Linked DNA regions of Homo sapiens: region 2 is linked to region 1. A link is an interaction called in ENCODE POLR2A ChIA-PET data of the cell type or tissue named here. Cell type or tissue: endothelial cell of umbilical vein. All regions are shown on one strand. Each heading gives the region's core, and the rest is flanking DNA. Links, peaks and the distances in the headings are about the cores only.

Region 1 (5,383 bases), core at 77-5,076:
ATTTTGTGCATTTAAAAAACATATTAGAAGAATTTGTTGACAAAAGTCAGATTCAATTGACCTAATCACCTGGGTGGGGTCTAACTATGTTGCCCAGGTTGGTCTCAAACTCCTGGCTTAAGCTATCTTCCCACCTCAGCCTCCCGAGTAGCCAGGACTACAGGCGCATGCCATGGCACCAGGCCATAGATGGGGGTTCTAAAACTTAAGTGTACATCAGAATCATCTGGTTAAAAACATAGGCTAGTTAAAATAAAGGCTGCCTGGGCTCCTCCCACAGGAATTTCTTGTTATGTAGCTCTCTGGTGGGGCCCATCAATTTGCATTTTAATAAATTCCCAAGTGATTGTGACTTAGATGAAAGAAAATAGCTTTTTGGAATTGATAAGGGCTGTATGAAAGTAAATGATGATCATTAAGTTAATGTCAGATATATAATTTCAATTTTTAATCGAAAATGTTAAAACACAAAGTTCTGGCTAGATGCATATTCTTTAGAAAGCAGTGTTTTCTGGCTGGGTGTGGTGGCTCATTCCTGTAATACCAGCAGTTTGAGAGGCTGAGGCAGGTGGATCACTTGAGGTCAGGAGAGTGAGACCAGCCTGGCCAACATGGCGAAACCCCATCTCTACTAAAAATACAAAAATTAGCTGGGCGTGGTGGTGCACACTTGTAATCCCAGCTACTCAGGAGGCTGAGGCAGGAAAATCACTTGAACAGAGTAGGCAGAGATTGCAGCGAGCCGAGATTGCACTGCTGTACTCCAGCCTCAGCGACAGAGAAAGACTCTGTCTCAAAAAACCCGAAAAACAAAAACAAAAACAAAAACAAAAACAAAAACACAGAAAGCAGTGTTTTTTTAAAGTGAAGTGAGCAAGACATTCACTGGGGAAGCAAAAAGAATATTAGAACTCCTATTTCTATTTATTTTTTCTCATTTTTTGGACTTTTTTGGTATATAATACAGCACGTTTTAGAGTACAATAGCAGAAGCATGTATACTTTACAAATAACTATGTATGGAGAGAAGTGCTCATACTATTTCCTGATGAAGTGACCAAAGTTTGGAGACCATTGTACAAAGCGGTGGTCCGCACTTCTTGAACTAGGCTACTTCTGTTTCTGTACTGAGAACAAGCCCTCATTCTTAAGTCGAACTGTCATTCTGTTTTTCACTGCCAGCATATAAACAAAGGAAATCAACTCTCTTTTTAAAATAAGTAACTGGATCACACCAGCCATATGCATGAAACTAAGCTGTAACATTTCATAGTAACATAGGTACAGGAAGCCTTTCCCAATGGAAGATATAATTCCTGAGCTGTCCTGGCCCAATATCTAAGTCTCATTTTCTTGTTTCTAGCAAGGTCAATTGTAGAAGTTGGAGTCATCTTTGAGAGAACTCTGACTCTTGGCAGCTTCCTCCTCCACTTCCTCAATTACCTCTCACTGCACTTAAGAAAACCCCTACATTATTCAGATATGCTTCTAGAACTAAAATTCTATAGGGAATTGAAGTCCTTTCATCAATAATACTTTTAGCTATTTAGAGTGTAGAGGAGATTCACTTTTCCTCTGGGAAATGCAACATCTGTTAAACAAAGTCTAGTGGAAAAGAATTAAACCAATAGAGTTAGATTGAAAAGGAATGGCATATGTAGGGGAAGTAGCTGGGTCCCCAAAGTAGGGAGCAGAGAAAACATGGCTGGACTCATGACTTGAAAAGCAGACTTTAGTTTTAGCTCTGCCATTTGCTATCTTAAGACCTTGCAACATGACATAACTTCTCTGAAGTTCTGTTTCCCTGTGTGTAAATTGGGGATAACACTGCCAATTTCACAAGGGTGCTACTGGGAATGAGATATGAGATTAAGGTATATGCAAACCCTTTGTAAGCTACTCTTGTCTTGCAGGATCAACTGGAATCCTATGAGACAGGCAGTGGACTAGAGTGATGAAGAACTTGGATCCCAGCTGCATTATCTTCCATAATTATCCCAGCTAATTATCTTCCATAATTAGCTGTCTGAACCTCAGTTCTTCATCTAGGAGAGGAAGAAGGCCCACCCTGCAGTCCCCGATAAATACCTGACATTATTTTTACAAGAAGAATATATATCACATAAGTCATATCCTCCTGTTACCTATATGGCCTATAATTATAGGATATAATTCTATCCTATGGTTTTCTTTAGGAACTGAAGGGAAAATGGGCTGAAGATAACCAAGAGACATAGAGCTGTAATGTTAGAAGGGGCTTTCTTTAGTCCTTTCAAACTTTGGTCCTGTTCCTGGTCCTTTACTCACAGTAAGGACCTGGCCATCACATTTCTCTTTGACAATTTACACATTCATGCAATTGACTGAAAGCTGCATATATAAATAGAAGTCTGCCTTTACATCTGACAGCTATCAAATGCAGGGCTGGCTCCGTGGGTATGCAATCTGTGCAGCCGCACAGGGTCCCATGCCCAGGGTTTTATTCTCTTCTGTCATCATCCTAAAATCCTTAATAATTTTAAAAACAGGGCACTGCATTTTTATTTTGCTCTGAGCCCTGCTAAGGATGTAGCCAGTTCTGATTATGCACTACTGATTTAAAAAACCCAGGACATACTGGTCACCTGCATATAGCTAAGGATTAACATTTCACAATCCATTATGTGTATAAATGAATGGTATGAACAGCTAATCTTACTGTATACAGAATCCTTAACAAAGGAACAAGTGAAGCTTGGTTTTTATACCAGTACTCAAAGGAAGTCTCATGGAATTATTGCTTTCTCTCTAAACACAATATAAGGTGTCTCCTGGTCACTTGTGACTCATTGGTCCAGTTGATATTGACTGGCCCTGGATAATTTCCTTCTTGGCAATCACATATGTCTTTTGCTATTTCTACAGAGGAATCACTAACCAAAGGGTATCACCACAAGCACCTTCTTTTCTCTTCCTGTATTTATCTGTTACACAAAATAACTGAAGACCCTAATTAGCTAAATTATTAAATGGATACATTTAGTGACATTTAAAGTAAGTTAGAAAACAATACTGTTTACTTAATTATACTTTCAATAATTACATAATAGCTTTCATCTTATCTCCGAATTCTAATTTACTCCATTATCTCAATGTCCTTATCAAACCCATTCAGCTCCCGTTTTTCTTTTAAACTTACAAGGGCTGCCAGAAAAGAAGGGCTCTGGCACACACTCCCATGATGGGGAAGTAATTCCAGTGCATGGAGCCCTGGGCTGCACAGACAGTGAGGCCAGAATTCACATCACTCTCAGGATCTTAGTGAGATGATTCATGTAAACATATGCAAAATACCTGGAAACCATTTTGTAAGTAGTTTGGGGCCCAGGTAAGATGTTATTTCCATTTAAAAAGTGTTACATCAAAAAAGAAAAATAAATTACTTCTTTAAATTGGTTTTGTGCTAAGGATTAAGAAGTTGGGGGCAGATGAACATTTGTTTGCAGTGCTCTCTTTTTTTTTTTTTTTGCACAGAAACTGGATTTCTCGGTTTTCATTTACGTGTATTTGGCTTAAATGTGGCTCTTATGATAAAATAACGATAATTTATATTGCAAACACCATTTTTCTATGTATAGATATCTGTTTTGCATAATGCCTTTCATTCCTGTGATCCCAAGCATTTGACAAATAGAGTTAATAAATTGACGTAAAAACTATTCTAGGGGCCAGGTGTGGTGGCTAATGCCTGTAATCCCAGCACTTTTGGAGGCTAAGCCAGGCAGATCACTTGAGCCCAGTAGTCTAAGACAAGCCTGGGCAACGTGGTGAAACCCTGTCTCTACAAAAAATACAGAAATTAGCCAGATGTGGTGGTGTGTGCCTGTAGTACCAGTTACTCGAGAGGCTGAAGCAGGAGGATCGCTTGAGCCCAGGAGGTTGAGGCTGCAGTGAACCATGATTGTGCCACTGTATTCCAGCCTGGGCGACAGAGCAAGACCCTTTCTCAATGCCCCCCCCCACCCCCTCCCCCCACAAAAAAGAAAAACCATTCTAGGAAAGAGGGAAAAATGAGATCATGAAAGTTCCAGTCCTGGGCATACATGCCACTGTATTCCAGCCTGGGCGACAGAGCAAGACCCCTTCTCAATGCCCCACCCCCACCCCCTCCCCCCACAAAAAAGAAAAACCATTCTAGGAGAGAGGGAAAAATGAGATCATGAAAGTTCCAGTCCTGGGCATACATAGTCTTAGAAAGAAATGCAAGTTTCCAATAAAAGGAAAATTTATAGCATTTATTTAATAGCTCTGAATACTTTTAAATTATATTCTTTTGTCTAAGCTTTAAAATGGAAACATGGCTTAGAGAAACTGACTGCTATGGTTTGCCAGCTAGAAGCATATCAATTTCCAATCATTTGAAAAGTCACAGCTCTTAAAAATCATCAACACTTAACAAATATTGGCAAATAAGGCTGGCACTGGTTTTCTGTTAAACTTTATTGTTGTCCTGAAGAGAGAGAGCCAGGGTAGCAATGTATGATCCACATATAAAATTTATCATCAATGTGCAGAAATTCCAGCAGCTTACCTGAATATTGAGTTGCACCTTTTCCATCTCAACACCAAGGAATTTTGATCTTACATCGAAAATGCCTACATCTTCAGTAGCTATGATATCAAATGTAACATTCTTAAACCTGTGAAGAAAGGAACATTCATACATGAGAAATTACAAATACAGATGTGCTTAAAGCTGAAACAAACTAATGGAATCTCAAATAATCATTTTTAAATAATGGCTTGTTGAGAAAATCCTAAGGAAGTCACCAAAAACCTCACGTCATCTTTCCCCCAATTCTGCTCTCCAAACACTAGGTTTGATGGCTATTGTTGAGATCTGTAGCTCATAGAGTTCTGACATAGGTGCTTTATTACAAAAGAAATAGAAGATACGGTCCTTGCTCTTCAAGAGCATAAAACATAATTGGAAATATGTGAGTCACAGAACATGAACATTATTGACCTATAGCCAATTGAGTATTTCAGATGATAACTTTTATAGAAACTTCAGGCCAGGCGCAGTCGCTCACGCCTGTAATCCCAGCACTTTCAGAGGCCGAGGCGGGCGGATCACCTGGCCAACATGGTGAAACCCCATCTTTACTAAAAATACAAAAATTAGCTGGGCGGTGGCATGTGCCTGTAATCCCAGCTACTCGCGAGGCTGAGGCAGGAGAATCGCTTGAACCTGGGAGGTGGAGGTTGCAGTGAGCCAAGATCCCACCACTGCACTCCAGCCTGGGCCGCAGAGTGAGACTCCATCTCTGGAAGAAGCATTTTCTTCTGAGTTGGTGTTGTCAGGAGGTTTCATGGGATAAACAGAAGTCAGGCTTTGAAGGAA
Region 2 (5,383 bases), core at 85-5,084, 130 kb before region 1:
CAAGATCCATGATTTTGATGAAGTGGTACAAGAACCTCACTCACTGGACATTGAAATTCTACTGTCCAATCCCAACTCACTGCTGTTGATTGGAAACCTGATTCTGGCAGCTCATTTATCTTGGTTTCCTCATTTGTAAGGTCGTTCAGTTGGACTGATCATCTCTGAGGGCCTTGAAGCCCTAACAAGTCTATCATGATCCCAGATGTAAAATATATATATGTGTATATATATAATTTCAGCTGAGAAGTGAGTCTTCACACCAAGTCTACTTTTTGCAAGTTACTGGGTTTCTGTCTTCACCATCTTCTGAAAAGTCTGCTTCTGTTGGTTCAGTTTCTGGGGTCATCTGAGTAGAGAGATTCTGAAACAGACACTGATGTTAATTTGGGGGACTACTTTTCTCATGCAAACAGGGGAGCTCCTAGCAATCCTGAGAGGTGCTGCATCCACATGGTATGTGGTGAGACCTTTTTGATTAGGAAATAACAGACACGTCCTCATAACATTAAACAGGTTCCACATCCTACTGTGCAATTCCCATCTGAGGACCTGGAAAACTCAATAGGAGGTCTTAACAGTGGTTGAACTTGAAGAGTAAGAGCTGGATTTCCTGGAGTGTTTCTTTGAGGTGAGGGATACTTGCATCTGCTTTACAGTGCGGACACTTCGGCAAAGGAGAGCGTTCTTTGCATGATCCCTGAAATCATGTGAAACAAAGTAATAGACAAAGGGGTCGATGCAGCTGTTAAGGGTAGAGAGGCAGAGGGCTACAATGTACAGGGCATAGACATGGCTCTGGCCCTGGCTCTTAATCAGAAAATAATGCACCACAAGCAGAAGGTTACTAGGAGTGAAGCAGATCAGGTACATGGCCAGGACAGTGACAATGAGTTTGATGGCCCTCTTCCTTTTCTTCTCTGAGTTTTCATCCATGGCAGAAGATCGCAGCATTCTGATCATCAGCACATAGGCAGAGGCTGTGAGGAAGGCTGGGAACAGAAAGACCCCAATGGCCAGAGAGAGGAAGTAATTGAACATGTCTCCCACCAAGAGCTGCTCAGGCAAAACATCATGACAGGTCGTGATGTTCAGGGCAGGAATGAAGATGGTCTGCTTCACGACATACAAAGGAATGGTGACCAGCAGAATCAGCAGCCATATTGCCAGGGAGATGCCAATGGCAATGTTTGCCTTCTTCCTGGAGTGCCCCATGGGGTTCACGATGACCCAATACCTCTGCACACTGAGGCAGGTCATGAAGAGAATGGAACAGTACATGTTGCCATAGAAAAAGCCAATAAGCACATTACAAAGAGCTTCCCCATAAATCCAGTTGTTGCCATGTATGTGATAGGCAATCTTCAAGGGGAACCAGATGACAGAGAGGAGGTCAGCCAAGGCCAGATTGGCCATGTAAATCACAGCAGGGTGCTTCTTCTTAGTTCGGAAAAGAAAGACCCACAGGGCCATGCCGTTACTTGGCAAACCCACCACAAACACAATTGTGTAGACAATTGGAAGGAAGACAGTGGTCAGTTTTCCAGTGAGGACAGATGCAGAAAACTCATCCACAGAAAAGACTGTTTCAACTGTAACTCCTTTTCCAGTGACGTGGGATGTGCCATCAACCTTACCAATAAGGCTTCTTCCTTTAGAGGATCTACTGGTTCCTGTACAAGAAAGGAAGACAAGGGTCATTACAGAAATAAATGTTTCAGCAGTAACACTGGTTTGTTCAAATGAAAGTACATTCATTTATTCATTTTTTAATTTATGAGACAGGGTCTCGCTGTCACCCAGGCTGGAGCGTAGTGGAGCGATCATAATGCACCGCAGCCTCAAACTTTTGGGCTCAAGCAATCCTCCTAAACAGCCAGGCCACAGGCACACACCATCACACCCAGCTAATTTTTTACTTTTTGTAGAGATAGGATCTCACTATGTTGCCCAGGCTGTTCTCAAACTCCTGGCCTTAAGATTCTCCTGCCTCAGCCTCCCAAAGTGGTGAGATACAAGTGTGAGCCACTGAGCCCAGCCTCAAATGAAAGTACTTTAGATGAAAACAGAAATGTACTATTAGAGGATTACACAAAATGCTTATAGGGGCTTTTCTTTGTGTAATGAGATTATTGGGATTTCTATTGTCTGGTTTAGTTTGGTTTTATGGGTTTTTTTCTTACAGTGAGTATTTTTGTATCGGGGAGTTGTAAGGAGTTGTGGGATGCATGTGGAGCATCGATTTCTAGGAATATAAAGAAGACTAACAATATTTCAATTTATTTTTACAAACTGTCCACACTCATTAGTCCCCAGCTATTCTTTTTATTTTACTTATTATTTTTTTTTTTTTTAGAGATGGGGTCTTGCTATGTTGACTAAGCTGGTCTCGAACTCCTGGCTTCAAGTGATCCTCCCATCTTGGCCTCCCAAAGTGCTGGAATTACAGGTGTGAGACATCACGCCCAGCTCTAGCTATTCTTATCACATGACCAACAACAGTCCTTTGATTTATCAATTAGTAAAATTTGGTTTGGCTGGGCATGGTGGCTCATGCGTGTAATCTCAGCACTTTGGGAGGCTAAGGCAGGTGGATCACCTGAGGTCAGGAGTTTCAGACCAGCCTGGCTAACATGGCGAAACCCTGACTCTGTTAAAAATACAAAAATTAGCCAGGCGCAGGCGCCTGTAATCCCAGCTACTTGGGAGGCTGAGGCAGAAGAATCGCTTGAACCCCGGAAGTGGAGGTTGCAGTGATCCAAGATCATGCCACTGCACTTCAGCCTGGGTGACAGAGCGAGCCTCAGTCAAAAAAAAAAAAAAAAAATCAGTTTAGGAATGTGCAGTAATTCCTTTCTAAATTCTCAAGTGTGTAAAATAGCGATCCCCATCCTGACACCAGTTTTCTAATTTCTCACTTCATAATGGCCTTCTATCCCACTCTAGCCCTGAGCCAGGATCCTTCCTGGCCTATTCAATTCATCATACCCTATTCAGAGCTTGCCACAGGGAGATTCCAGGACCACAAGGGACATTCCCTTTTCACCCACAACGATAGCCTCAACAATGGCAGGGATTTTCCCTGCTCATGTGCTGGTTTCCTGGAGAATGTCCCATGGAGGCCAACTGGCAGGGAAACCGTCTGGCCTGGATAGGTGGCTGTACTGATGACAGACTTTCAAGCATGTAGCATGACAAGCTAACTTATTATCCCTCTCTTATATTATGAAGTTGACCTAAAAACCACAAAGAAATGAATGGCATGTCCTCCCTACATTCTGCCCCTAAGTATTCATGAACCTGCAGGAGTAAGTAAGGACAATATAAGGATACTGAATAATTTTACTCTAATTCTGGGGAAAAGTAGGCCTCACCAAGCAGAGAAGACAGGGCAATACTTGCACTGCCGTATACCAGGGGGATATTAAACCTACTCATGCTCTTATCTCATAATGTTATGCTTGGTCATCATTTTTCCACTAGAAGCTTTACACTAATGTTCCGCAGAATTTTTCACATCTTAATGCTTCCCTATTTGGGATGCTAGCCTGGGTGGAGTGTTGGGGGATGTAGAGATCAATATTTCACTTTTCACTTAGTGTAGTGGGTTGAAAGGTGGTGCCCCCAAAAGAGAAGTCTATGTCCTAATCGCCAGACTCTGTGAACATTATTTAGCAAAAATGTCTTTGCAGATAGAATTAAGGATCCTAAGATAAGAAGATCTCCCTGGGTTATCTAGGCGGGCCCTAAATCCAATGACAAGTGTCGTTTCTAAGATAAAGGCAGAGGCCTGGCGTGGTGTCTCACGCCTGTAATCCCAGCACTTTGGGAGGCTGAGGTGGGTGGATCACGAGGTCAGAAGTTCAAGACAAGCCTGGCCAACATAGTGAAACCCTGTCTCTACTAAAAATACAAAAATTAGCCGGGCGTGGTGGCAGGCGCCTGTAGTTCTAGCTACTTGGGAGGCTGAGGCAGGAGAATTGCTTGAACCTGGGAGGCGGAGGTTGCAGTGAGCCAAGATTGCGCCACTGCACTCCAGCCTGGGCGACAGAGTTAAAGTCTGTATCAAACAACAAAACAGAGAGAAAAGCAGAAAGAGATCTGCAACACGCAGAAAAGGAGAAGCCAGAGGAGTGAGTGACATGAGAATGGAGGCAGAGATTGGAGTCACATCAAGGAACAGGCCAAGAATGCCAAGAAATGCCAGCAGCCACTGCAAGCTGGAAAAGGCAAGGAATGGACTCTCCCTTAGAGCTTTTGGAGGGCTTGTGGCCCCAATTCCTTGATTTCAGACTTCTGGTCTCCAGAACTGACAGAATAAATGTGTTGTTTTACATCATCAGTTTATGGCAATTTGCTATGGTAGCCACAAGAAACTAATATGCTTAGGATAGTCCTATTTCTAGTGGTTCTATTTTTTTTATATAATTCTTCAAAAAGAACATATGTTGTTTTTAAATTTAAAAAAAATTCCTACATATTACAGTGTTCTTCAAATATTTGACCATAACCCCTAAGAACCATATTCCACATACTAACCCAGTTCCCAATACACATATCCATGGTGGAAAAACGTTTCACAAAATAATAATTATTCTTATTACATAGGGTGCACTGATACTTTCTATTGTATTCTATTCCATTATTATAAAAAGCCAGTTATTATTCTTTAACACTGATTTCACAGGCCACTTAACTTAGAATGACAATGTATGTAACAATTAGAAAGTAACATACTGGAAATTAATTTGGTGTTGGATTCAGTGCTTGATTAGTGTTATAGACTGAGCAACTGGTGCAGTTATTGTGGAAATTATCCAACACCAAATTAATGGAAATGAAGGGGGCAAAGTGTTAAACAACACCACAAATGTAGTCAGTAAAATTGAGACTCTGGGAACTGCTACAGGATAAAGGACCTGTTTTTTACAAAATATAAATTATAAGGCAAAAAATAAGAAAGAGGGCCAGGCACAGTGCCTCATGCCTTCAATACCCAGCACTTTGAGAGGCCAAAGCAGGAGGATTGATTGAGACCAGGAGTTCAAGACCAGCCAGGGCAACATAGCACAATGCCATCTCTTCAAAAAAAAAAAAAAGAAGAAGAAGAAGAACAAAGGTAAAAAAAAGGTGTGGAGGTGAAATTTATAGAGTAGAAGATTTAAAAGACATATCAGTCATATAATGTGTGTACCTTGTTTCAATCCTGATTCAAACAAACCATAAAAATAACTTGTTTTTTTTTTTGAGATGGAGTCTTACTCTGTCGCCCAGGCTGGAGTGCAGTGGTGCGATCTTGGTTCACTGCAACCTCCGTCTCCCAGGTTCAAGCAATTCTCCTGCCTCAGCTTCCCAAGGAGCTGGGATTACAGGTGCACACCAC

What was found. Peaks named below come from ENCODE experiments on the same cell type or tissue, not always from the same donor. Only the 100,000 strongest peaks of a DNase experiment are listed, where the experiment ranks them.
Region 2: POLR2A ChIA-PET joins it to region 1 with 5 read pairs; 7 of 35 experiments call an interaction of 5 or more read pairs at or near these places.

What each region holds. Positions count from the first base shown.
Region 1 is chr5:76,701,778-76,707,160 of GRCh38, reverse strand. IQGAP2 (IQ motif containing GTPase activating protein 2) reads right to left here. Exons shown (of 36, transcript NM_006633.5): 35 at 4,571-4,679. Among named protein-coding and RNA genes, the nearest start is that of NCRUPAR, 7.9 kb to the left of the region's middle. In endothelial cell of umbilical vein, for the core only: no CTCF peak of the experiment used is centred there; DNase peaks (open chromatin) are centred at 1,330 and 2,840; H3K27ac peaks cover 1,347 bases.
Region 2 is chr5:76,828,980-76,834,362 of GRCh38, reverse strand. It overlaps F2RL1 (F2R like trypsin receptor 1), which reads right to left. Exons shown (of 2, transcript NM_005242.6): 2 at 1-1,673. The coding sequence ends at 562. Among named protein-coding and RNA genes, the nearest start is that of F2RL1, 13 kb to the right of the region's middle. In endothelial cell of umbilical vein, for the core only: no CTCF peak of the experiment used is centred there; a DNase peak (open chromatin) is centred at 3,092; H3K27ac peaks cover 2,539 bases.